5 separate regions of the Mus musculus genome follow, and all the other regions are linked to region 1. Evidence: chromatin loops called from intact Hi-C (ENCODE). Cell type or tissue: heart. All regions are shown on one strand.

What was found. A loop is a pair of places that touch in the nucleus more often than their neighbours do. Peaks named below come from ENCODE experiments on the same cell type or tissue, not always from the same donor. Only the 100,000 strongest peaks of a DNase experiment are listed, where the experiment ranks them.
Region 2: it touches region 1 in a loop (2.3-fold over the local background); 4 of 42 quality-filtered maps call a loop at or near these places.
Region 3: it touches region 1 in a loop (2.0-fold over the local background); 5 of 42 quality-filtered maps call a loop at or near these places.
Region 4: it touches region 1 in a loop (2.9-fold over the local background); 2 of 42 quality-filtered maps call a loop at or near these places.
Region 5: it touches region 1 in a loop (2.5-fold over the local background); 6 of 42 quality-filtered maps call a loop at or near these places.

Annotation. Positions count from the first base shown.
Region 1 is chr10:20,722,611-20,727,610 of GRCm38, forward strand. It overlaps a transcript of Pde7b not described here. Among named protein-coding and RNA genes, the nearest start is that of Gm33510, 110 kb to the right of the region's middle. In heart, CTCF peaks have their summits at 461 and 2,458; a DNase peak (open chromatin) is centred at 2,451; H3K4me3 peaks cover 2,414 bases; H3K27ac peaks cover 2,729 bases.
Region 2 is chr10:20,545,444-20,550,443 of GRCm38, forward strand. It overlaps Pde7b (phosphodiesterase 7B), which reads right to left and starts at 2,885. Exons shown (of 12, transcript NM_001347366.1): 1 at 2,448-2,885. The coding sequence starts at 2,685. In heart, CTCF peaks have their summits at 2,603 (motif pointing left) and 2,811; DNase peaks (open chromatin) are centred at 2,838, 3,498 and 3,888; H3K4me3 peaks cover 1,451 bases; H3K27ac peaks cover 2,193 bases.
Region 3 is chr10:20,655,300-20,660,299 of GRCm38, forward strand. It overlaps a transcript of Pde7b not described here. Among named protein-coding and RNA genes, the nearest start is that of Pde7b, 110 kb to the left of the region's middle. In heart, a CTCF peak has its summit at 2,211; a DNase peak (open chromatin) is centred at 4,192; H3K27ac peaks cover 749 bases.
Region 4 is chr10:20,488,811-20,493,810 of GRCm38, forward strand. The region is part of intron 1 of Pde7b (phosphodiesterase 7B); the gene reads right to left. Among named protein-coding and RNA genes, the nearest start is that of Pde7b, 57 kb to the right of the region's middle. In heart, a CTCF peak has its summit at 2,155 (motif pointing right); DNase peaks (open chromatin) are centred at 1,701, 3,581 and 3,991; H3K27ac peaks cover 1,201 bases.
Region 5 is chr10:20,403,370-20,408,369 of GRCm38, forward strand. It overlaps Pde7b (phosphodiesterase 7B), which reads right to left. Exons shown (of 12, transcript NM_001347366.1): 11 at 3,759-3,839. Among named protein-coding and RNA genes, the nearest start is that of Mtfr2, 58 kb to the left of the region's middle. In heart, a CTCF peak has its summit at 2,244 (motif pointing right); no DNase peak of the experiment used is centred here.

The DNA.
Region 1 (5,000 bases):
TTGACCAGTTTAGTTTTGCGTGTTACACCCTTCTTTTGGCTGAGAACAACACCATCTGACATCGGGATGCCCTCGTCTTGATCATTGACAGCTTCTAGATTACATTTTCATCTGGAATTTAACACCAAAAATCATTTCTCAAAACAGTTAAAAATTCCAGGTTTAAAGTTATTTTAGGTCACTTACAAGGTATGCTTGGCAAATTCTCGGCAAACATTTTAGCTAGGGTTTTTGTTCAGTTTCAACAATGGGTGGCTTTGTGCCAAACACAGTGGACAGTGTTAAAAAGGTGTCCTGGTGCCATTGTTTTCTTTAAACTGATGCCTGTCTCTGACACATCTTGGATTTTTCCATCCTTGTCCTAAGTAGCTTCATTCAAAAAATAGTTTCTCCAAACCATTTTGCTGTAACACTCTTCCCTGACGTTGGCACATGCTCAGATGAGTGGAGCCTCTGAAATCAGACAGCTCAGAGTCAGGTAGAAAGCCTTGTCAGGAGAATCTGGATTTGGGAGTTGTTGCTAGTTAACTTTGAGCTCCTACTGGCAATAAAAAGGGACTTCATTTTACTGGAGCAAATGTCACTCAAGACAGCTCCACTGGCACCTCTTTGTTACCCCAGCCAGTAATAAAAGATAAAGCAGAGGAAATGGAGGAGCTGCAGTCGTGCATTCATGACACACAAAGTCCTTGTTCCCCAGCAGGCGCTGCGGAAAAGCAATTGTCCATTCACAGCACACCCTCTGCAACTCCCAGCTAATATTTTCGCTGTTCTTAGCTAGGTACACTAGGCAGTTAACTGTTAACCCTTGAGAATGCAGCGTTTATGCCTGTGTTCTCAGGGCTACTGATACTGACCCAGTTTCACAGATTTCTAGTTCTCAGTGTTGAGAATAGAAACTTTAAGGAGAACAAGTTAGAAACTGTGGAGCAGGGGGGAATGGTTTCGAATAATTCTGTCTCATCTGTTATTGCATAACTCTCAGATAAGGAAGCCTATGGTAACTGTGTGCTATTTGAATTGCTTTTATAAAAATTGACTGTCAGACAGGGAAGGTTCCCAGCAAGGTCCCCTTAGACACAGAATAATGCGTGGCTGAAACCCTTAGCTCTGTGTTCAGCTGTGCCTTCTGCAGCAGCTAGTGAGCTAGGCAGTTTACTGTGCATGGGTATATGTGCCTGCCTTGTTTCCTCTCTTGCAATGCTCTCTGGCCAGAGCACACGAAGAGCTGAATTTTTGGATGATTAATTAGTCCCCAGACTCCATCACTTAAGTCCCTAATTAAATATCTGACTCTGCTTTCAAACCCTTCAGGAAAAGATAATTACTTAATCTTGCAGTGATGATAAACTTTTCTTTTCCTTTGTAAACAGTAAGACTTACATCATTGCCCACATAACTCAAATCTACATCTCTCCTGTTAACTTTGAGATTGAAAATAGACTTTTTATAAAATGCAGCAAGATAATAAAGCAGATTTTTCTCACCCCCCCCCCCCAGCCCTCTACCCATCGCCTCTGTTCTCTCTCACTGCCAGCTGTTCCCTTGTGTTGTCAGCTCTACTTTCCTCATTTTGAGGTCTGCTCCCGACCAACCAACAAACCCAAGAGAAAGCAAATCAACAAATCAACCTGATTTTCTCCTCCAGTGGTTCACAACCCTTCACCAACATTTTCCTGCCCCGTCCTACCAGAACTGAAAAATGACCCAATTCTAAAATTTATAATGGAGAAGAAATACTGCACTCATTTAAAGACGTGGGGGGTGGGGTGGGGTGGAGGGTTTCTACGAGGGCTCAAAGTTCAGAGAATGCCCACTCTCCTGCTAAACCCTGTTGCCCTCGAAGAGTTAATTCAGGGCACAACGCTTAGTCAGTTTGCTTAGAAAAAGGAAGGAAATTCAAAAGCTGGTTGCTGTAGGAACAATCACAGACAAAAATACATATATATACGTATATATAGGTCCGGGTCCATTTTCAATAAAAACAAAAACCCTGGCGCCTGTCTCCCTGCGACTCGGAACTCTCAAGTAAAATGAACTTGCCGCTTAAATTTGTTGTACATACCTCAACCATTAAACAAGACATTTAACCATAGTGGCAGTTCTGTGACCTTTGAATGCTGTGAAATCTCTGAGCGGTGCGGCTTGTTCATGAAGATTTGTGCTGCAGAATCCAGCAACCTCATCCAGGATTAGCAGTATAATTATGCAAGTTTTATAGAAAGAAAAAGAAAATATTAAAAAAAAAAAAAAAAGGAAAGAAAGAAAGAAACGCCAAAGGACTCAGAGAGCTCGAGAAAGAAGGAAGGGAGAGAGAGGCTCTCTGGGCGAGGACACCACTTTTCTCCCAGCCGAGCGAGCGAGCAAGCAAGCGAGCGCTGGGACAGAGCCGAGCCTGCTGCAGTGCCCAGAGCTAGCGACTGGCTGGGTGAGCAGGCAGCCGGCCTGGGAGGCTGGCTGAGCCTGTCAGTTGCCACAGGCAGGGAAAACCGGAGACCAATCGGCTTCTGCGCCAGCAGCTTACTGGAGTGGAGCCTTTTCTGTTTATGTTTCCTCATTTCGAGAGTGACGTCAAAGGGTTTAGTTTTTCCTCAGCATGTGCTATTAATTTTAAAGTACTGTACTATGGGAAGAGTGTGTGTGCGCGCCTGTGATTAGCTGAGGTGCCCCACTCTCGGGAGAACCCAGGAAACATTTTACTACAATCCGAAGCAATGGTTTAAGAGTTTTCATTCTGTCGAGTTAGGTGTTTGAAAATGATAAAAAAAACAAACAAACAAACAAACACAAAAACAAGACAAGACAGGCTGAGCCAAGCGATGGTAGCAAGCTTCCCATGTTGCTGTGTGTGAGTTGATGTGCACGTGCCACGTGACAGCTTGTTGCTTATTTCTGACTTACTGATTTTTATCTTTAACTAGAAAACTAATTGTTAACATATCCCTAGAGCAACCTATACAGAACTGTGCAAATGGGCTGGAGCACCTTAGGAGGTGCAGGGAAAAAGGAAATCCACGTGGCTCTGGCTTCTCCCTCCTTCCCTCAGCTTCTCAGGATTATTAAAACAGGGCGATCCCTGCTCACTCCCCACAAAAGTCACTTAAGAGGCAAGACACAGTGCATCCATGCAGGCTTGCCTGAGCTAACTGCTTCCTCTCCCAGAGTGTACTGAGGTACAGCTATTTAGGGACGGTCCCTCTGCCAGGGGCCCCAGCTAATCCCTGTATTTTCCTTCCCACTCTTGAAAATCTCTGCAGTTCCCATCTGTTGTTTCTGCTTCCCCCGAGTCCGCCCCACTCCATTCCCACCCCTGATTCTATAAGGAAAACCTATTTTTCTTTTCCTCCTCTCTCTTTTAGGTTTCCTGTCCTGTCCTGTTAATCCCACAGCAATGACAGACCTATAACAGGAGTATGTGACTCAGATTATGCAATCAAATGTCTCCTTAGATAGGGTAAAGAAAATGTTTGAGAGAGACACAACATTGGAAAGTCCCAAGTCTCTCTCTCTCTCTCTCTCTCTCTCTCTGTATATATATATATATAAATGAGAAACTAGTTATTTATTTACACCCGTGATCTTAGGAAACCCTGGGAATTAAAGACTCTAATCCTAGCAATGAGGACGCAATAGTAAATAGAGTATTTTTCTTACACAGACTTTACATTTTGAGGGTGAAGAGATGTGATTAAAAATAAATTAAAATCCTGTATGATAGAACACATTTGTCATCCTAGGACTTGGGAGGCTGAGGCAGGATCAAGCTCACCCTGGGCTACTAAGTGAGATTTTAAATTTAAAAACAAACAAACAAAACCAACCTAAAGATAAGTAAACACGTGATGTCAGGTTGTAAGAAAGGCTTTAGAATAAAGTGCGGCAGAAGCTAGAGCAGCGTGTGTGATTGTCCGTGGAGTTCACACTTTGCTATTTTGGCTGTGATGGTCGGAGAAGCTCTCTGATAAAGAGACTTGGAGTAGAAATCTGAATGTGGGCAAGAAGCCGGTCACGTGTGCATTTCGGGTCCATGCCTCCATACTGAAAGACTAGGAAAGGGAGATGGGTGATTTATGAGAGTGAACAGAGAGACTGAGGGAATGGCTTCGTGGAGGAATGCCAAGGACCTGAATAGGAAGAGTAGAACTTGTTTCCAGGAAGGGCGGTCCTCTCAGATGGTTTCAATAGCAGACAGACTTCTGTGGATCGTGAGCAAAAGCGTAGGGTCCCACTGCACTGCCGAGAGATCATCTTAGCCTGAACGTGGGTACGTGGGTAAGAGCCGTGCGCATGCGCAGGTAAAATATCCAGGTTCTAGGACTGCCGTGCATACCCCCCCCTCTCTCTCTCTCTCTCTCTCTCTGTAGCTTGAAGACCTAAGATACAGAAAGGGAATCATGACAGCTCCCAGGTGGTTGGCTTAAACAGAGTCACCATTCACTAATACAGGAAAGACTGCATGAGGAGTCTTGTCTTCATGAAACTTGGATTCTTGTGAAGAAAATAAGTCCTCTTAATGAGTATGAGGTTGTATAAGACATGGGATGGTAATATATTGTCAAAAAACATAAGGAGACAGTAAGTTAGATAAAGGTTTGTGCTCTATCAAGTATCTTAGCAAGAACTCAGTGTGAGGGAATATTAGAGTTCAGACTCAAGGTTGACAAAGGAACAAAAGTCAGATGGCATTCAGACAAGAGGATGACACAAACACAAAGGCTTTGAGGAGTGGAATGGATGGTGAGTTACAGATGATGGCAATGGATCTAGCAGATCTTGGAGGGCTTTCTAAGTTGCTGTAAGAATTAAATAAATTACATTTATTGTAATTGACTTGGGTCTTTAAATGAGATATGGTTTAATTTTAGCATGGTCGTTCCAGCAGCTATGTTAAGGTCAATATGGAAGAAAGGAGTCTAACAAAGAAACTGTTGTAATACACAAGTCAAAGATCGTGGTGATAATGCACCAGGATGCTTTGGTGGGATTGATTAGAAGTGTTG
Region 2 (5,000 bases), 180 kb before region 1:
CCCTTTTATTACCTAACAAAATACCTCAGCTGTTTCACCATAAAGGAAAGAGTTCTAGTATTGTCTAAAGAAACATGAATACAAATATTGGTGCCCTTCACAAGGGAGAAGGAGCCAGTGGCTTTTGTCTTTAGAGTCCTATAAAGTGATTACTGATGCTGTTCAGAATTTCTGCAATTTCATGGTTTTTTAAACACTTAAGTCTAATCATCTGTTACCACAGGCAGTCAAAAAATATACACAGAATTTATAATATTGAGCTTCCCTTTTTTTCAGTAATAGCATGGAAAAATGTTGCGTGCGACCTATCAGTTGCTTTCTGGGAAGATGGGAATGGAGGGCAGGGATGCTTGAATTTGGTTTTGCAGTTTGAATAGAACATTTTCAGTTGGGTGAGCCAAAGAAAGACATTCGAAGCACAGGGTGAGATTTGGAGGCAGGCACCACTTGATGCACAGTTTCTTAATAAGGTTGTTAAGTTTCCATTGACTGAGGATTGTGAGGTAAGTGATATAAGAGGATTCATGTAGTTTGGATTTACTTTGGTGCTTTCTCCCACATCTCCCCCACACCACCCCATATACAATGGAAAACAACCCAGGCTATTACTGCCTAGGTCTAATAGTGGGAATGATGCCTTTGAAGAGCACTTGTGGCTTGCAGAAAAGACACAGGCAGTGGCCAAAGACAGGCTGAGGGCCAGAAGGAAGGCGACAACTCAGAAGGCAAAGCCACACATCTCCAGGTTCATCGTCTTGGCCCTGAGCTGGTGGGTGAGAGGGTTTTGTGCTCACATCAAAAATTGTGAGACTTTTCTTTCCCTGAGAAATGGGGGTGGTGGGGGGGAACAGATGAGGCAAACAGGCATCCCGGAGGAGGCATTTAAACTGCCAGTCTCATTGCAGGCCAGGTGAAGCAGATGTGGTGTGAGTTAGGAGATGGCAAGGGGCAAGGGAGGAACCAGTGGGGAGGTGTGAGAGGCTCAGGGTCAGGCATCAGTCCACATGACATGTAAAGAATTATGTGCGACTTTCCCTCACAGACAGGCTGGCAAGAGACGAGTGTGGACGGTTTATGAAGGGGAGTCATTTGAAATACGAACTTTAATCATCTCAGTCAGCTACACGAAGCAAGGGTTAGCACAGCTGTGGTGCCTTGCTTGCATCCACTGCCTAGGTGGCTTCACTCTCCCTTTCCCTGCTACATGACATATGAATGGCTTTCCCATTACCTCATTTCTTCTGACCAAGACCCACTTCCATTGGCTTCCCACTTGCAGATGCCACACAACCTCAGGCCACTGCCTCACTTTTCCTTCCTCAGTGCCCAGATACTCATCGTTCAGTAAAGAGCATTAGTTTCTTTTCTTCCTCCCAGACTCCCCCCCCCCCGCCCTGAGCATTACTTTTTAATAATATTCTTTATCAACGATTGATTTGGCAACTTAATGGAAAAACGAACGACAAACCTCTCTGCAATAAGTTATCTAAAACAAAACCAGGGGAATTTTTATTCTCAGCCCATTTCCGTGAGAAAAAGGGAGATGATTTTTGGTCTGTCTTTCTGCCTGTCCCATCGCTCAGTGCCGATGGCATGTCAGGATTCTGCTGCACGGAGATGGCCGGGACATAAAAGGCATAAACACACTCCTATGACTTCTCCAAGAACCCACTTCTTTTTACTCACCAACAGATTCCCCAGAGGAAGGGAGCACCCAGCCACCAGTTGTGGCATTTGCAGTTTAAGAGCCCCCAACGGTATCTTGGCTCCCCTCCCCATTAGACACACAGGAAAGATCCAACTGACTGTCCCATCCCAAACAGCACATTCTTATGACATGAAAAAGCCCTTCTGACTCATCATCACCACACTTGTGGATGACCTGAGCTTTCTTCATCTCTGTAGGGGTATTATTCATCGCTTGCCCAAAGAGGAAACTGAGGCAGAGTAGTTGAGTAACTTGCAAGGATTGAGAAAGCCTGCAGACCACACTCAGTTCTAGGAGCACAATACACATCACATGTTGCATGGTTGAAAACTGGAGGATACATTTTTTACTTAAAGACATGCACATAGCAACCTAAAGGAATTACTCTTTTGGAGACTCTGCTAACTATGGACAGGAAATATTGGAGTAGGATGGACATTAAAGAGAATCCGATTGCACTCTCTGCTGTTGGGGTCCGAATCGCAGAAGGTTTGACCTGGTTAAGTCCGCAGGGCAAGCCTGCAGCAAACTGACCCGTATTCTAAGTTTGTTGATTTCCATTCTAATACTCCTGCATCTATCACGCTCAACATAGAGATGCTTTTACAACAGAACAAACATTTGTAAGTTAGCCCTTGAACCCTGTCCATACAGCTTGCCTCCCTTCCTTGACCCAAGTACTGGACCCAGAGTGATGAGACCTGTCCGGGTTACCTTCTGCACTCCACAGTCAGTTTACCTGGGAAGCTGTGGGAAGCATCTTCATTTTCCAGAATGCCTCTCGGTTTGGTTGCCTGTAGCTCACTTTTGGACTTCCAAACCAGCTTTACCATCCTGATCATCTCTGGCAAGTCCCAGGGTAGCGGCCCCTGCTGGCACCCCGGCCTGCTGCTGAGGGAAGAGGGTAGCACAGCTTCTGGGGCCGTCCACCTCCTGCCTAGTTCTGCAGAGTGGAAGTACCGCTCTAGCACAGGCATTCTGCCCTGTTCCCCAGAAGAAGAGGTAGGGCTGCCGCCGTCGCTGCTGCTGCTGCTGTTCCTGCTGCTGCTGCTGTTGTTGTTGCTGCTGCTGCTGCCACCAGAGGGGAATTTCTTCCCGGGCAGCTGCAGGCAAACCCGCGTGAAATCCTCTCCAGCCTTGGAAAGACAAGCCTCCTCCAGCCTGGCACAGCCTTTCTGGCTTTCCCAGCCCCTGCACAAAACACTGGCGACGAGATGAGAGAGACGAGACCGCTGCACCGCCTAAGGTTCCTCACTGCTGAGTCTCTGGACTCCTTCCTTCCTTAGAGATACAGCGCATTTTCCTCTTCTCTCCCAGGCACCGAATTCACAGCACTTAATTAATCCCAGGCTACAGCTGGAACGACAGCGGGAGTGGGGAAAGCCATGGAGGAGGCTTCAGCCTTCGCCTTCCCTCTTCTTCCTCTTGTTTTGTTTTCTGGGAGCTTTTTTCCCTTTTTTTTTTTCTTTTTTTTTCTTTTTTCTTTTTGCTGCTTGTCAAGTTTGTCAAGTGGCTTAGCAGTGAAAGACTTCAGGCAAAGACTTGGGGCCCCGCTTTGCGTGACTCTTTGAGCGCCCCCCCCCCCCAGACTAGTTATCTGGAAGCGTCAGGTGAGGGGTCAATCTATGGCACAGGAAGCCTAGAAGCTTCCCAGACTCTGGTCTTGCAAATCACAAGGAACTTTGAGCAAAAAACCGGGAAGCTGAGCTCTGGCGTGCCTCCGCAGCAGCCTTCCCTCAGGAGGGCCTGGTGGGGGGCCTGCCTTGTCTGTTCACAGTGCGGCACAGGATGGGGGTGGCTGGATCCCAAGGACCACAGTTCAAACACTCTCCTTCCTCCTTCCAGACCCCACCCACTCTACTGTCAAAGTTCTCTGCAAACTAACCGGGTTTTGGTCCATTAGTCAAATCCCTTTGTAACCTCAGCTGCCCTTCAAGTTGGAAGGAAATAACATTGAATCACATTCCAAAGCTGACTGGAAAGAAGTGGATTAGGGAAGTGTCAGAGTCCTTATGCATATGCACAGGGTGTCTGTTTAGCTTGGACACGTGGATCGGGATGGTTAAAAACCCATTTTCAAAGGGCAGTCATCATTTTAAAGGGTGTTAGTAGGGGGTCATAAATGGCCTGAAAAAGAAAGTGTGGCTGGTTCTTTTCAAAGAGACCACACTGTGGGCTTAATATCTGGGCCACTGACTACTGCGTTCCCCACCCCAGAGCGGAGAATTGAGGACAACTGTGGGCCAGGCCTCTTGTTTCCTGAGGTTCAGAGATGAAGGCGCTGACCCTGGAAGTCAGAGCCAACACGGCAACAGAGATGCCCCCTGTCGCTTATGTGAAAGGCCTTGGACATAAAGGAAAGTGGGGTGGTATTGGCTTGGCGTTTTTGCCAGCAAATTGGGTTTGTAGGAACAATTTGAACTTGTACATTCACTCAGAAAGGCCCTGTTTTCTTGAAAGACATTGTAACAATCCTGTCTTCCTCCAGGCTCAGTGTCTCTGTGTTGCAAAGGCCTTTGTTTTGCTTGGCTCTTTATTTTTGCTGATGTACAAGTTGTTGCTCCCGCTCTACATTCCTATGGCTGGTTGATCACACGATCCTTTGATGTTTCTTTAGGGGAGCATGGAGGAGATTTGGGGCCATCTCAGGCTGTTTTATTCTCACTGTTCTGCCTTCCTTGTGTACTCTGTTTTCAAAGTTGAAAGCAGTAAAGCCCATCACATTTTTTCTTTGTTACTCTTCTAAAACTATGCTTAGTTAATAAGTTTGATTTTTAATAATGAATTATTTTTTTCTCTTCTCTTTTCTTATGGATAAAAAAGTATATTGTGAACTTGCTTTCTTTCCTAGTAGATGAAAAAGGTCAATACCTCTCTCTCTCTCTCTCTTTCTCTCTCTCCCTCTCCTCCCCTCTCCCTCTCTTTCTCTCTATCTATCTATCTATATGAGTGACTACTTTTCTGAGAATTTTATATTAAAATATTGCAGCTTTTCTATAACAACGACATATTCATACAACCCAATAGGCAGAAATCAGTGATCCACTCTATCTGACAGATGTCTTTCTTTAACTCCCTCTGTTGAGATAAAAGCATTTATAAAGCAATTGGATGTGTCTGCAGTTTGACAGCTCTTCCATTAGACTCAGGGCGTCAAGCACCGCAGGAATCAGAGACTTCTATGTAACAAGCACATCTAGATGGCTGTCACACTCCGCGCCACACTTCCTAAATAATGTCTTAACCTCATTCCTCAGTCACAATCCTCCCTGACTTGAAGGGTTTCCTAAGT
Region 3 (5,000 bases), 67 kb before region 1:
GTCACATCATTTCCTTCTCTTCTTTTCCATGATTTCTGGGTTTTAGAAGGGTGGTGTAAATGTCCCAGTGATGTGACTGTTATGGGGATAATCATCTTCTCTCTTTTTTGGAAGCTCATTCCACAGGGGGGAGTTCATGCCTTGTATCATAAAGCTGGTCTAACGTGCATGGCTGGGCAGGCAGGCAAAGGCCACTCAGCCTTCATCAGAGATGCAGTGGAGGGTGAGGAAGTCAGAGACTCAAGGTTAATTCATGTGCTAAGCATACGTGACTGTTGAAGTGAATATATATTTTTTTAACATAGTTTTTTGCAAAGCTTGCTACGCTTTCCTGAGCTGGAGTAATTGGATGCAAAGATAGTAGCTAACTCTTCTTAAAGCCTGCTGTCATTGGATGCAAAGAAAGTACCTCAACTTCTTTCTTAAAGCTTGCTGTCAAACACACGTTCAGAAAATGTGCCCCAGTTTTGACCACAGTTGAATGAGATTGCTTGGATACCTTTGTATTGCTAATTGTCATTTAATTGAAAACATTTGTGGACTTGGTAAATAAGAACACTTATTTTTACTAGCTTTCTTAACTTACTGATGTAATTTGATAGATGCTTTTGTCTGTTACTTCCTGTGCACTTTGACCAGCACATTGTTATGTGTCTGTTGTGGGGTTAGTAAAGTTAGATGAATTATAAATATCTCTGATACTGATAAGTGGATAGTAGCCCAGAAACTTAGACTACCCAAGATACAATTTACAAAACACATGAAACTCAAGAAGGAAGACCAAAATGTGGATACTTTGCTCTTTCTTAGAATGAGGCACTAAATACCCATGGAAGGAGTGACAGAGACAAAGTTCAGAGCTGAGACAGAAGAAAGGACCATTCAGAGACTGCCCCATCTGGGGATCCATCCCATATATAACCACCAAACCCAGACACTATTACATATGCCAGCAAGATTTTGCTGACAGGTTCCTGATATAGCTCTCTGTGGTGAGGCTATGTTAGTGCCTGGCAAATACAGAAGTGGATACTCAGTTACCTATTGGATGGAACACAGGGCCCCTAAAGAAGGAGCTAGAGAAAGTAACGAAGGAACTAAAGGTGTTGGCAACCCTATAGGAGGAACAACAATATGAACTAACCAGTACCCCCCAGAGCTATGTCTCTAGTTGCATATGTAGCAGAGGATGGCCTAGTTGGCCATCAATGGGAGGAAAGGCCCCTTGGTCTTGTGAAGGTCATATGCCCCAGTACAGGGAAATGCCAGGGCTGGGAAGCGGGAGTGGGTGAGTTGGGGAGCAGGGCAGGGGGAGGGTATAGGGGACTTTGGAGATAACATTTGAAATGTAAATGAAGAAAATATCTAATAAAATGTATTAAAATGTGAAAAAACAATAAATAAATAAATGAATAGCTTTGATTACTATGGATATTAATTTATTGTCCTATTTTGCTAATATTTTATTGAGTTCCATTTACATTATAATTTTACAATATTTCTATGAACCATGTATAGTCTTATGTTGTTGATTCTGACATTTGTTATTTCATTCATGACTTTTATGCTTACAAATTCATCTTTTAATTGGCAACCAGAACATTTCTTTCTATTTTCTATGGTTCTTAGTATAAAATTGCTTTTAATATACTTTCTTACCCTAAGGTCAGAATAACTTGTAATTACTCTAATCAATTTTCTATACCATATATTCATGATCCACTTCCCCCCTAGTTATGGGGGTACCTTCCTAATCACATATTAAAATCACATATTATTTCATACATAGTAAAGTTACCAAATATTTATTTAATATACTTTCAAATTACCCATAACGTGACCTTTATACAAAGATCTCCAGACAACTCATTGTTAATTTTTATTCTTTAATTTGATTTTTATAAATTACTACACATCAATATGGCTTCTTGGTGTGGGGCACACATGTTCTTGGGACCCCCTGGACTAACTGTAGAATTAGACTCGTGGTAGACTTTCTAACATGAGAAATATTCTATTTTATGTAGCACAGAGAGGGGTACAAAGCAGATACATACACAATGTTTGCTATTAAATTTTTTTCTTCTTGTGAATAAAAGAGGATTGATATTTCTTGAATGTTGTAAAGCAGGGATGTTTCCAGAAGGTGGCTAACCCCCCCCCAACCCCCTTTATTAAAAGCATCTGTGCCTGGCTAGTGGCAAACAGCCAAAAATCCTCAAGTGGTTGGCTCTGGGAAATCACAGGGAGATAGAACACAGCCGAATCCTAAGATGGAACAAACTGTAAAATCATGCCGTGTCGTAATTTGATGACCAACAGGGAAGGGTTTTTTTCTGCCTCATCAAATTTTATAAAGTAAAGTATTTATGATTTTCCTGTGAGTTTACCAGATAAGAAGAAAAACATAGAGCCGTGGTCTGATGTAGGCCCGACATAGGTGCACACATACCTGAATGCAGGGCTGGGAAGGGAAAGAGAGACAGAGGCAGAGAGCTCCCATATACTCCTCCTCCAGGTGGCAATCATCTATCAGTGCTCGTGGGTGACAAGGGCGTTAAAAGTCTCACATGGAGTCAACCTGGCTGCTTTTCAGAAGCGTTTCTGTCCTTACACATGAATCGGAGGATGATTCGTCTGCTTGGGAATTCGCAGGACGCCAAACCAAATTAGGAAGCCAGGCAGCTGTGACCTGGCTTTGTAAGGGCCAAGGAAGCTGCAGTTTCAATTCTGAACCTTGCATCTCAAATCATCCTCTGTCCCTCTGTCCCTCTGTCCCTCTGTCCCTCTGTCCCTCTGTCCCTCGGGATACATGCGCCCCTCAGGGACTTCAGTAAAGGAACAAGCTCTTGCATTACCCCAAGCCTTCTATGAGACACTAGACTTGTGAGAGAAGCAGGCAGTCTGAGAGGACAAGGCGACTGGAGTCAGAGTGAGTGTGAGTCAGGAAGGACGGCTTGCAAGAGTTACCTTACAAAGAAAGGAGGAGCCGCCGAGGAAGAGAAACCACCCTGGGTCTGAGTTCTGAGATCACTTCAGGTGTGTGGCACTCTGTCTCACTCAGCAAATAAAATTCACAATTTAAAAAGTCGTGGGGTTCGTTGTTGTTGTTGTTTTTGCAGGAAGATATACAAGTTGGGAAGAGACTAAAGGAGCAGGCTGTTGGGATCTGGCACTGTTCCTCTGAATTGTGATACACTCACAAGTTACCCCACCCACCAGTGTAACTTTTTATTTTGAAACCTGGTTTAGCTTTCTTTGAAGAATTTGAATGGTATTGTGAGATAATTTTTATTTATTTATATTCATCACCAAATTGGTTTTGTTTCTTAAAACAAAACAAAACAAACCAAAACAAAAAACTGTTTTATAAACAACTTCGTAGTGATCCCTGAAGTGCTAAATACATGCACACGGGCGCGGACAGACACAGACAGACATACATACACACACACACACACACACACATACACACACACACACACACACATGGGAGAGGGAATGAAGGGGGGCGGGAAGCATCTTAGGTTGCCCAGATGGTGGGATGCATTTGGCTATGAACATTCTAATTTGAGGAAACATACCGTGGAGACAGCTTGATAAGCAGGGGGATTTTTCGTGCATTTATTTCTATAAGAACTCTAGCATTTCTATTTCTAGTTTGGTGACAAGCAATGTTCTCTTGGTTTTTTATTTAGGGTAAAGCTTGCATAACTATCTGCTGGATTCTTTCCTTACTATCGTTTCACTGGGAGTGGCTGTTGCCTTGGAGATGATAGCTACAGCCTCCTCAATGCGTTATTGATCCAAGGAAAGGGATTTAAGTCAAACTAACCTATGTTATCTCTAATATGGGATTATTTGCACAGGAGCATTGAAATGGGAGACTATTTCCCAAATAACTTATTTCCCAAAGAACCCCATTTGTTGCCCAGCATCCTGCTCACAGGGGAGCAGAACTAACCCAGAACGTGGCTCTCCACACACAGCGACTTTCATCTTCTTCCTCAGCACCTGCCACTCAGCTCGGCTCTCTCAGCCTCACACCATTCTATCCTTCAAATGAGGCCTGCGCATCAATAAGGAGCTTCCCTGGTGCTTCCCAGGGGCAATAGAATTCACCAGTGGTAACTGCAGCACTGCACTGTTTACCAGAACATAAAGTTCGGTTGAAATCCCACAGTGACGTCATCTCCCAGCACTTGCTGATGGAGCTGGAGCGGGTTCCAAGATGTGTTCAGCTGGGTTGGATGCTCCATGCCAGAAATGGTCAACCAACTCACACTTCAAAGACCTCTCTTTACTAGGTTGTGTTTAGCTCTTAAAAGAAGTGGAAAGTTACCCAAATCACAGACTTGGGCTAAATTGGTATTTAAAAAGAGCCCAGAACTTTGTATGTTGTGGTTATTTTTCTTTTGGTTGATAAGTTAACTCTGATTGCTGACATTAAGGTAACTTTCTTCTGAAACACCCTTAGACTAGTGAGGCCTTGCTGAGGGCATGGGGGTGAGAAACATCTGAAAAACCCACGACAGAGACGACAAGAAAGAGCTGGCCTGGCCTTTCAGGAGGTGAAGCTGCTCAGGATTTGGAAAGCAAATTGTCCACATGTATGGAGGTGGTCACGTGAGCTTTGGAGCTGAAAACTGGGATCAAGGAGATGAACTCAGAAGAAGACTAAGTGCTAAAGAATCGAGGATGAGTCAGAGAAACCCTGGGATTCAAAAGGCTTGTCTAAAAAAACAAGAAAGAAAGAGAGGTACATGTATGTAGATGGAAGAAAAAGCAAAGATTGCAAGAAAATAAATGTGATCAAATGTTTAAACTCTTACAGTGGATGAGTTTTGTGTTCTAGTAGGAAAGATACAATTTCTAGTAGTTGATAACTATTATAGTGTGTGGGGGAGGAGGAGGAGAGAGGGAATGAGAGAAGAGAGGGAGTGGAGAGAGAGGTGGGAAGACAGAAGGAGCGAGAGAAGGGAGAGAGAGAAGAAGAGTAA
Region 4 (5,000 bases), 230 kb before region 1:
TTGTACCCAAAAAGTTAGTTTTGGGGGGAGGGGGTCACTATTCTTATATTCTGAGGTGCTCCCTTCTGCTACCAATAGCTGTCTGGATGACTTGACACATCTGAGTCTGAGGTTCCCACAACAACCTCCCCAGGAGCTGGTAAGTGACTGAGTCGTATTACACCAGGCAGTCCTAAGAGCTTGGTGCGCTACTCTCAATTACCCAGAATGCTATACAGAGCAACAATCTGGGCCTGATCTCCCTGTCTGTATTGCTTCCCTCTTTGCTGGACATACCTGGTTAGGTGAAGTGAGATGGCAGTAGCAGAAGTCTACGGCTTGTGTGTCCCAGCCCTTGGCTCAAGAGCCCTGAGCTCCAAACAGTGTGGGTTACATTATCTTGCAATCTGCAGCTAAGTACTGCTTTTAAGGGTTGAGTATCAGACAGCCAGTTCTTAACCAGACTTGGAGGGGATTCTAGTCTAATTTGGTTCATTTCCACAAGTGATCATTAAATATTAAACATTAAACCGAATGTTTGAAAGTAGGAGGGAAAGTGGAGACACAGCTATGTAAGTTAGCTTCTTGGCTCTCAGATTATTGACAGCTGGGAAGAGAATCAGGCCAAGGAGCAGATACAGTGTCAATCAGAGAGAGTCTCACGATTTTCCCAGACTATTTGGGCCAGGTTCCTCTCTCAGTGGCATTGTGAAACTTTATGAAACTGTATAAAAGTACATGTCACAAATACTCCAGTTTAAAACAGTTCTCCACCATTTTCCATCTGAATTAAAAGAGAAAAGTCACATGGCATTGTTGATAGTTAATGTTTAGGTTAAGCAGAAATATTGCATTTAAAAGGGAGACAATGGGTGGAAGTATTATTTGAACCTTACTCAGATAAGCAAGATTTCTGTGAATACAGGTAAACAACTGAAATCAGAAGTGTCACTTTCAGAAATGATCATGGTAGCTTCCTGGAAAAAACAAAACAAAACAAAACCAAACCAAAAAACCCAAAAACCCAAAAAACCCAAAAACCTACCAGAGAAGACATAGAGGAGGAGAGAGACAAAAGAGGCCAAGAAAGAGGATAATGAGGAAACAAGTAAGCGAATTAGAGAGAGCAGGCTCCAGGATAATGCCTCTCTCTCATACATATATACACACATATATACATACATATATACACACATATATACATACATATATACATATATATATATATGCATCAATATCTCTATACTGCATAATTAAATGGTTGTGCCAATCACAGAAAAAGAGAATTGCCAAAAAGCAGTTAGTTCTTGTCCTTCATTTTATAAATCTCACTTGATGTAAGTGGTGTTGATGCTAGCTGATAACTGTGCTGAATGGGTGTAGTGGTAAGGAGTCCCCAGGTAGCCTTAGGCTATGGAGCTAGGGCGCTTAACCTCCTTAAGAGGACAGTGCGTCCTATTCAGAAACCCAGCACTGCAACTTTGGCTAGTGCAACAAAAGCTAATTAATTCCATGTTAAGACATATATAAGGACTTCCCTTTTCTGGAGGGGAGCTGCAGTAGGCCAGGTGAGAGAAGACGGTAGAGAGCCCGAGGCCAGTTAGAGATGTCAGTAGAGAAACAGACACAATGCTATGAGGAACGGCTCGGTAGGTCGAAGGGAGAGGGAAATATTGAAGATGACTCTTAAGTTTTGGCTTGCACAGTGGATGACTGTGTTATCACAGAAAAAGGCAATGCTCTAGGGACCTCATTTCACTCACTCGACTTTGGCTGCTCTGGACACACTACTGCGACTTCAGAGGAAAATGTGCAGTAGTGTGGGTTCAGAGAGACTGTTTCAGACGGAGGTATAACTTCATAAATCAAAGAGAGCCATGGAAAAATTAAAGCAAGATATTTGGGAAAAACCCACAGAGTCAACAGCATAATTAAAAAATCATAAAATAATTTTAAGTAAATGCAAAAAGATAAAGTTACAGGCCTACATGAAGTTGTTCACAGAGGGAAGGAGGAGTAGGAGGGGAGGGGAGGAGGGGAAGGAGGAGAGGGAGGGGGGAGGAGGGGAAGGGGGAAGGGGAGGAGGGGAAGAGGGCCAAGAATGCAGCTTTAGGTAACTCAGTAGCAATTACTGTCTTATAGCACAAGGGATGAGTAAGTAGGAGGAAGCCACCAGGAGGGGGCAGAGAGTAAACTTCTGTCATAGGAGACAATGTGGCAAGATGATAGGTGGCAGACTGGAAATGGCTTGGTGGGAGGTGAGTGGGGGGACTCGAGTTCAGATTCTGAGAACCCATGCAGAGTGGGTCTGCATAGTGTATGTGTCTGGTCCCAGTGTGCTTACTGTGAGAAGTGAGACACTGACAGAGTTCCCAGAGCTCCTAGGCTAGCTAGCCTGGTGTACACAGAGGAGAACAAGAGCCTGCCTCAGACAAGGAGGGCAAGAGCTCACAACTGAGGCTGTCCTCTGAGTATGTGCAGACACACATGCACGCACACATGATTTTAAAATAGGTAGAAATTATTTATGAAAATGTCATAATGAAACCTGTTACTTTGTTTGCTATTTTAAAAATATGTATTTAAACTAAAGGAGCAGGTAGGAAAATGGTTGGATTTGCTCCTGTGGCCATCATATCAAACTGGAGAACTGGGAGGACTATACTCAAGGGGCGATATGCAGATCTCCAGTGGGTTACTATTTTAAATTTTAAAAAATTAAAACTTAATGACACCATTTCCCTCTTCTCTCCCTTTTCCCTCACTCCTCCCATGGAATCCTTCTTCACTCCTTTTCAAACTCATGGCCTCTTCTTTTGAATTTTTATTGTTGGCTTTTTACATTAAGAATTTTTATCTCTATGTGTATGTGTATCCATGTATTGTACGTGTATGTGAGTGAGTGTGTGTGTGTGTGTGTGTGTGTGTGTGTGTGTGTGTGTGTGTGTGAGTGAGTGACAGCATGACCGGGGAGGTCAGACAACAACTTTGGGGCTTTGTTTTTCTTTCTCCATGTGAGTCTGTGGGACCAAGTACAGATGGTCTGTGCCTTTATCTGATGAGCCATCTCGCTGGTCCTGAGAAGCTGAATGACGTCATCTTTAACGAGCAGAGTTTCATCTCTATATAGCATTGGCTTGTAATCTGTCCAGCTGTTACAACTTGAAATGATGAGCACTTTAGCAAAAACTATCATGCCGACCTTAAGAACAATGGTACTCTCTATGAATAACAAAATATAATTGGAAAACTGCTCTGAGATAGAAAAGTCCAGGTCATAATTATGTCTGTGAAATTTTGCAAAATACAGTACTAACTTATTTAATCACTTCAAAAACTTAGATATACATCAAGAAAAAAAAACTAGCCTAATGAAAATCTCTGTCAAGAAGAATTTTTGTTGGGTGGAAAGGATTAATATTATTAGTAATGTAGAACTCAAACCAGTATCACAAACTGGACATATTAAAGAAAACCATTTCATGCTTTGTTTGTTTTTGTGTGCTTCTGAACTTCCTGATTCTGGCCGGGAACAAGGTCAAACTTGCCAAAATACTACAAGAAAAGATGTTGATGATCACGGATAGGAAATACTCTTGGTCCCATGAGATGGCCCCTTCTTAGGAGACTGCCACACCAAGTGTAGCACCATGAGAAGGAAGGAACATCAGGCCACCACATTCTGCCTTGGTGCCCACTCAGCACCAGGGAGCAGCTGAGGCGCAGCATTCCAGACCTCAGTGGCACTTGGGGTTCTTTGAAGCTCCAAGTGTTGTTCATTTGTTGTGTTTGTTTTTCAGAAAGGAAACAGATGGAAAAAGCCGGACTTGGTAGGGAAGCGGTGGCATCCATCCTATTAGATCCACGTTATAGAACAACATGTTGTTGTTCAACACAGCAACTGCTATTTCCATAGTAACAGCTATCACTTAGAGAGCCTTCAGCTGTGAGCCGTGGAGGGTTTGAAGTGTTTTCCATGAATGAGCTCATGTAATTCCGCAATGACTCCTTTAGAAAAGTACTAATATCAGGGCCATGCCGTGAGAGACGGGGATGGGAAATCTCTTTGCTCATGGGTAGGAAGCATAAAGCCAGATGCGAAACCAAAGGGACTGGCCCTGCAGTCTGTGACTTTAGCTGATGGGAACACTCCCTGTTCAGAGATGCCTTGGCCTGTAGTGAGAGCTGAGATTCACTGTTACAGAAGGCTGAGATAACATAGTATGCAAAACTTTATCTCAAAGGAAATAGCTTAGCTAGCTTGAAAGGGCTGCTTATTAGCTGTGACCTTATGCATTCTGGGGTTCATTAAATCTCCTGTTTTGTTCAGTAGGAGCAATAACATTCGCTTTGTCCCTCATAGGAGGTAGAAATCAAATGAACTCACATGGATTAAGTGCTTTTCCAAGGATTTTGCAATAAAGCTTTATTACTAGGAACATTCTTATTAATATTGCCACGCAAATGTCAAACATATATAACAAATTCCAATGAATCTTGTACTTTGTATTGAAAGTAAATAATATTGATATTATCATAAAAGCCTAGGACAGTGCTTTACAGTCAAGGACATTAGTCTTTGATATACAATTAAACATTATACAAGTTAGAAGTCCTTATAATCAAATGTGTTGGGGAAACATGGAGGCTTAACAAACATTTTTCCAAATGTCGGGTTTTTTTTAAAAAGTCTTTTAGAACGTTTATGTGCCATACATATTCAACGGTGTGAGATCAAACAGCATTTCCAAAACATGTTTTCCTTCATGAAACAGATTTTCTAAGCATATTTTGAGATAACTGTTTAGGGGGAAGGTAATTAGGTATACACTATTCTCTGTGGAGTGTGTGTGTGTGATGTTTAAATCAAACTCTTAGTACAAGGAGCTTAGCGAACTCTGGTTTTATTTCCCTGGTACCTGCACCCATGATATTCTTATCCTGTATGATTATGCATCTGGTTTTACTTTGGGGAGTGCTATATACCAACAGGATGTTTGTATATTTATTCCTCAAACGTG
Region 5 (5,000 bases), 320 kb before region 1:
TAATTGGACTTGGGTCATAAAGTAATAAAAGACATGAAGTTGTGTGTGTGTGTGTGTGTTGGGAAGCTATGGAGAGAGTTGAAGGGGGAATAGGGAATAGAAATGATCATATTTCATTACATACATGTACAGAATTATCAAAACTAAAGAAAAAGAAAAGGTTCTAACAGGCTTCTCCATCAGTCAATACAATAGACACAGAGGACAACAAGGTGAGAGGAGATGATTTAGTCAGGGGATTCAGAAGAGAGAAAATGAAAATAGCGACATTGTATAGGACCCAGTGGAGAAATGTGTGTGTGTGTGTGTGTGTGTGGCTAGAGCTTGTAGGTCATTAGACTTACCTGTTCAGGGTTTTCTAATTTAGTCTAATATACCTTGTTACACATGCCAATCTGAACCTGTAAGAGCTGGCAGCTGTGTAATGGGGGACCAAGAGTTGTTTCATAATCATCTTCTCTTTCTTGTTGCTGTTATTCTGATGTAGTAGCCATGGAAGTTCCCTTTCTACCATATATCACTAAGCTGAAAACCAGGACATACAATGAGGCAAAATGTGTTCTCATGACAACAAGACTGAACTCTGAAATCAGCCCTGTGCCTGTCTAGGCTGGGTGGTTAATAGGGTAAAGTTTTTTTTTTTTTTTTTTTGGAAACGTGATTCAAAGTGTTGTAAGCAGCAACATGGCAAGATTCTTTCTATCTAGAGTTTAACAAAGGGAGTCTCAGAATTAGGAACCCCACTATAAAACTTCATAACTGAAGCATGAAGCCATGGATGCTGAGGTAGCATGTCTGCTGTTATATCTCCCCCCCCCCCAGTGACTCTGACGTGTGCTGGGCCTTGGTTTCTGTTCTTTCCCTTCCTTCCTTCCTTCCTTCCTTCCTTCCTTCCTTCCTTCCTTCCTTCCTTCCTTCTTCCTTGCTTCCTTCCTTCCTTCAGTAGTGTGATGGTTTGTATATGCTTGGACCAGGGAGTGGCACCATTAGGAGGTGTGGCCTTGTTGGAGTAGGTGTGTCACTGTGGTTGTGACTCTCATCCTAGCTGCCTAGAAGTCAGCCTTCCACTAGCAGCCTCCAGATGAAGATGTAGAACTCTCAGCTCTGCCTGTACCATGCCTGCCCGGTTGCTGCCATACTCCTGCCTTGATAATAGACTGAACCTCTGAACCTATAAGCCAGCCCTAATTAAATGTTGTCCTTTTTAAGACTTGCCTTGGTCATGGTATCTGTTCACAGCAGTAAAACCCTAACTAAGACAGTTATGGTCTCACTAGTAACTCTGCCTGTCCTGGAAGTTACTTTGTATACCAGGTTGGCACTGAACTTACAGATATCTGCCTATCTCTCCCTTCCTAGTGCTAGGATTAAAAGCCTGTGCCATTATGCCCACCAAGGGTTCTATTTTTTTAAACACTCCTCCCAATTCACCCCATAAGGATTTGGGGAGTGAATCAGTTTAATTATGAACACAGCATAAGAATATTGAAGGGGATTTGGAAAAATATGGATTATTTTTAACCTACCCAATCCAACATACCTATCTGGTGTGTGTGCAGTCCATTAAGATGGTTGTAGCTGCGGCTGAATGGTTGCTAGTTCCTGACCTTAAGGCTTTCTCTGTGGGACTGTGGATTAGATGCCTCCCTCCATGGCTGTCAGCAGAATGGTTCTAACATGCTCTCTCTCTCTCTCTCTCTCTCTCTCTCCCTCTCTCTCTCTCTCTCTCTCTCTCTCTCTCTCTCTCTCTCTCTCTCTCTCTCTCTCTCTCTTCACTTTCAGCTCATCTTCGCAGATGCCCCTTTCCTTCCCAATGCCAAGGCTTAATAGCTTTGAGACCTGCCACCCTATGAATGAAATGGCCTGCGGTGGGTCTGTGCAAAGTCACGAATGACTAGATGTCAAGGATGGAGTTCATCGAGGAAAAGAGGCCTAGCTGTGCTTGGTTTTAACAGAAGTGCTTGCAGGAGAAGAAAGGCTAGCTTTATATGTAGACGGAATTCATGTCTTAAGATGGAGAGCAAAAATATTTCCTTCACTAAAGTGAAGCAAGTAAAAGTTTGCCCACTTGATTTGCATGAAGACCTTATGTGTAATGTGATTAGATAAAGCAAAAATTATTGTGGATGCAATGAGACCGCACTTGGGCTGCTTGCCATGGTTGACACTTGAAAGGGAGTGTGGTTTCATGAGCTCAGGACAGAAATGTGGTTTGAAGTAGAGAGTGGAGAAACACTGTCATCTGGCCACAAGGGGACAGCAGGGCTCTAGGATTTCAGGCCTAGGGACTAGGCCATGGATTTAACTGTTGTGAATAAAGGTTAAGGACACACCCTGAAGGATGCTAAAGCACTTAGCTCACATGGGAAGGGTCTTAAAGCCTGATTCATTTGGATTTCCACCCTCTGAGCTCTGAAGAGGCTGTGAATGTCTAATTCAGTTTGACTTAGAGTTTATTTTTTTGTATGTGTGGTATGTTTCTGTGTGTGCATGCGGTTGAATATGTGTATGTGGGTATGCACATATGTGTGCATGCAGTGGGAAGCCAGAAGCCAATAATGGGTGTCTTTCTCAGTTGAGTCTCTCTTTACCACTATTGTTTACTGTTTGGTGTGTGTATGCATGTGTGAATATGTATGTGCATGCATATGTACATGTATGTTGTTTGTATGTGCATACATGTGCATGTATGGCTGTGTGAGTGCACATGTGTGTGTGGAAGCCAGAGATACACTGGATGATTTCCCAAGATTACACTCTACCTATTTTAAAAATTATTTTTTTAAAAAATAGTTCCTTTTAATTTTTATATATGTATGTGTACCTGTGTGTGGGTATGGGCATGTGGGTGTGTGTGCCCACAGAGGCAGTTGTGAGACACAGGCCATGGGTGTTAACAACCAAACTCTGGTCCTCTGCAGGAGCAGTTACATGCTCTTCACTACTGAGCCATTTACCCAGTCACCATTTTGACAGACAGGGTTTGTCACTAATTCAGCTAGGACAGCAGGTCAGGGAATGTCTGTCAGGGATTCTGCTGCCTCTGGAACTCCCCAGTGCTGGCTTCTGGGCCTGACTTCTTAGACACAAAGATCTTCATGTTTGTGTGTTGTGAGGCAGGCACGTTACTGGCAGCCATCTCCTCACCCAGTCCTCCTTGTACTTCAAGACAAGGTCTCTCCCTGAACCTGGAGTTTTCCTGGCAAACACTTACTGACCAAGTCATGGCTCCAGCACATGGATTCTGTTCTTTTTGTAGCTCTAGGGATGGATATAGGGCCTTGCATACTGCAGGCAAGTGCTGTACTTCTAAGCCACCTTCTGAGTTCTTGGCTTTCAATACTGGATCTTATTAGGCAGCTCGATCTGGCTTTGAGTTTGCTACATAAGTGTATGCTGGCTTTGGATATACGATCTTAGCAGCTCATCACCCCAAGTACTTGGATTATAGGGTGCACTACCAAATCTTTCTTGATTTTCACTCTATTCTAAAATCACAATGTTGACACTGGAACTTAGTGTTAAGTTAGTTAAAGATCTATAACAAACTCCATTCCTTAATTGTTTTGATTTTTCAAATGAAAATTTTCTAAAAGGTTGGTCATGATTAAAGTGTTTGTTTGGCCCCAGCCATTTAGATCTCTGGAAGGCTGTGTGTTGTTGTTATCGTTATTATTATTATTTTGAGACTCTTTGTAGAGGATGCTCAGCTGATTATTAAAAAAACAAAACAAAACAAAACCCAGATTTCAACTCACCAATTTGTATGCTAGGGATTGAATCTTTCTGTTGATTACAAAGAGGACTGATTTCCAGTTCAAACTTCTGTTCAAGGTCACCTAAGAAGAAAGAAGAACAAGAAACACATAGCAATTTAAGAGTTCATAGAATGTGTATCAAAAACTTTAATGATCCAGTTGGAGGAAATCGTTCTGGGGGTTACTGTTGCTTCCCTTGGAATATTCATGAACCCCTTAGGACCACTGGCTTACAGAGCTGCCTAAAGACAAACCCACAGGGCATCAACAATCCCTAACAGTGGCTCCTTTGAGTAGGTATGCTTGACAGTGGGACAAACTTTTAAAAATTGCATCTATTTATTCTCTCTCTCTCTCTCTCTCTCTCTTTCTCTCTCTCTCTCTCTCTCTCTTGTGTGTGTGTGTGTGTGTGTGTGTGTGTGTGTGTGTGTGTGTAGGTAGGGGACAATCAGTAGGAGGAGACTATTTTTAACATGTCAAATCTGGGGATTGAGCATGGGTTGTCAGTCTTGGTGGCAGGTACCATTGCCATTTTCAGTGATAGAAAAGTTTTCTACACACTCTATTCTGGGGACTCTCTGAAGCATGTCCAACACACTAGGAACTAAAATTTTAATTTCTTTTTACATTATAATTAATTAAAATTTAGCTAAGCCACATGAGCCTCAGAGATACCATAGTTTGGAGAGCAATGAGCCCTCCATTACAGGCCTGTCCCATTACCTGTCTTTCTGTGAGGTGTTCTTTATTCTTTCTCTTACTCACCAGACAAGTATGAAACACTTGTCTTCAAGAATTCTACTAACCAATGTAGAAAGTACAGAGAGGAAAACTCAACAGTCTCTCCTCTGGGAATGTTGCAGATTAGCATTTGGGGTCTTACAATGGTACCAGCCATATTTCTTGATGGCAACTGTAACATACCATGCAGAGTTATTCATATAAAAATACATTTTACTGAGGATTAGACAAAGATAGAGTGGATGTTTAATAAAAACTTCTGGAAAACTAGGTTACTTGTGGACATATCAACCCATATTTACAAAGAACCTTTTTAAAGCGTTGAGGACTGGAGGGGAGGAATACCTGACCTCACAGTTTTCCTAATTCATAAGCTGCCATTTTTCTCCACCCAACCCTGTACCTGAAACCTCAACTTAAAGGATATTTTTTGTTTGTTTAATGTGATGCATGATATCTGTCATGTTTGTCCTAACTGGGCATAGTGGCCCTCACATCCTA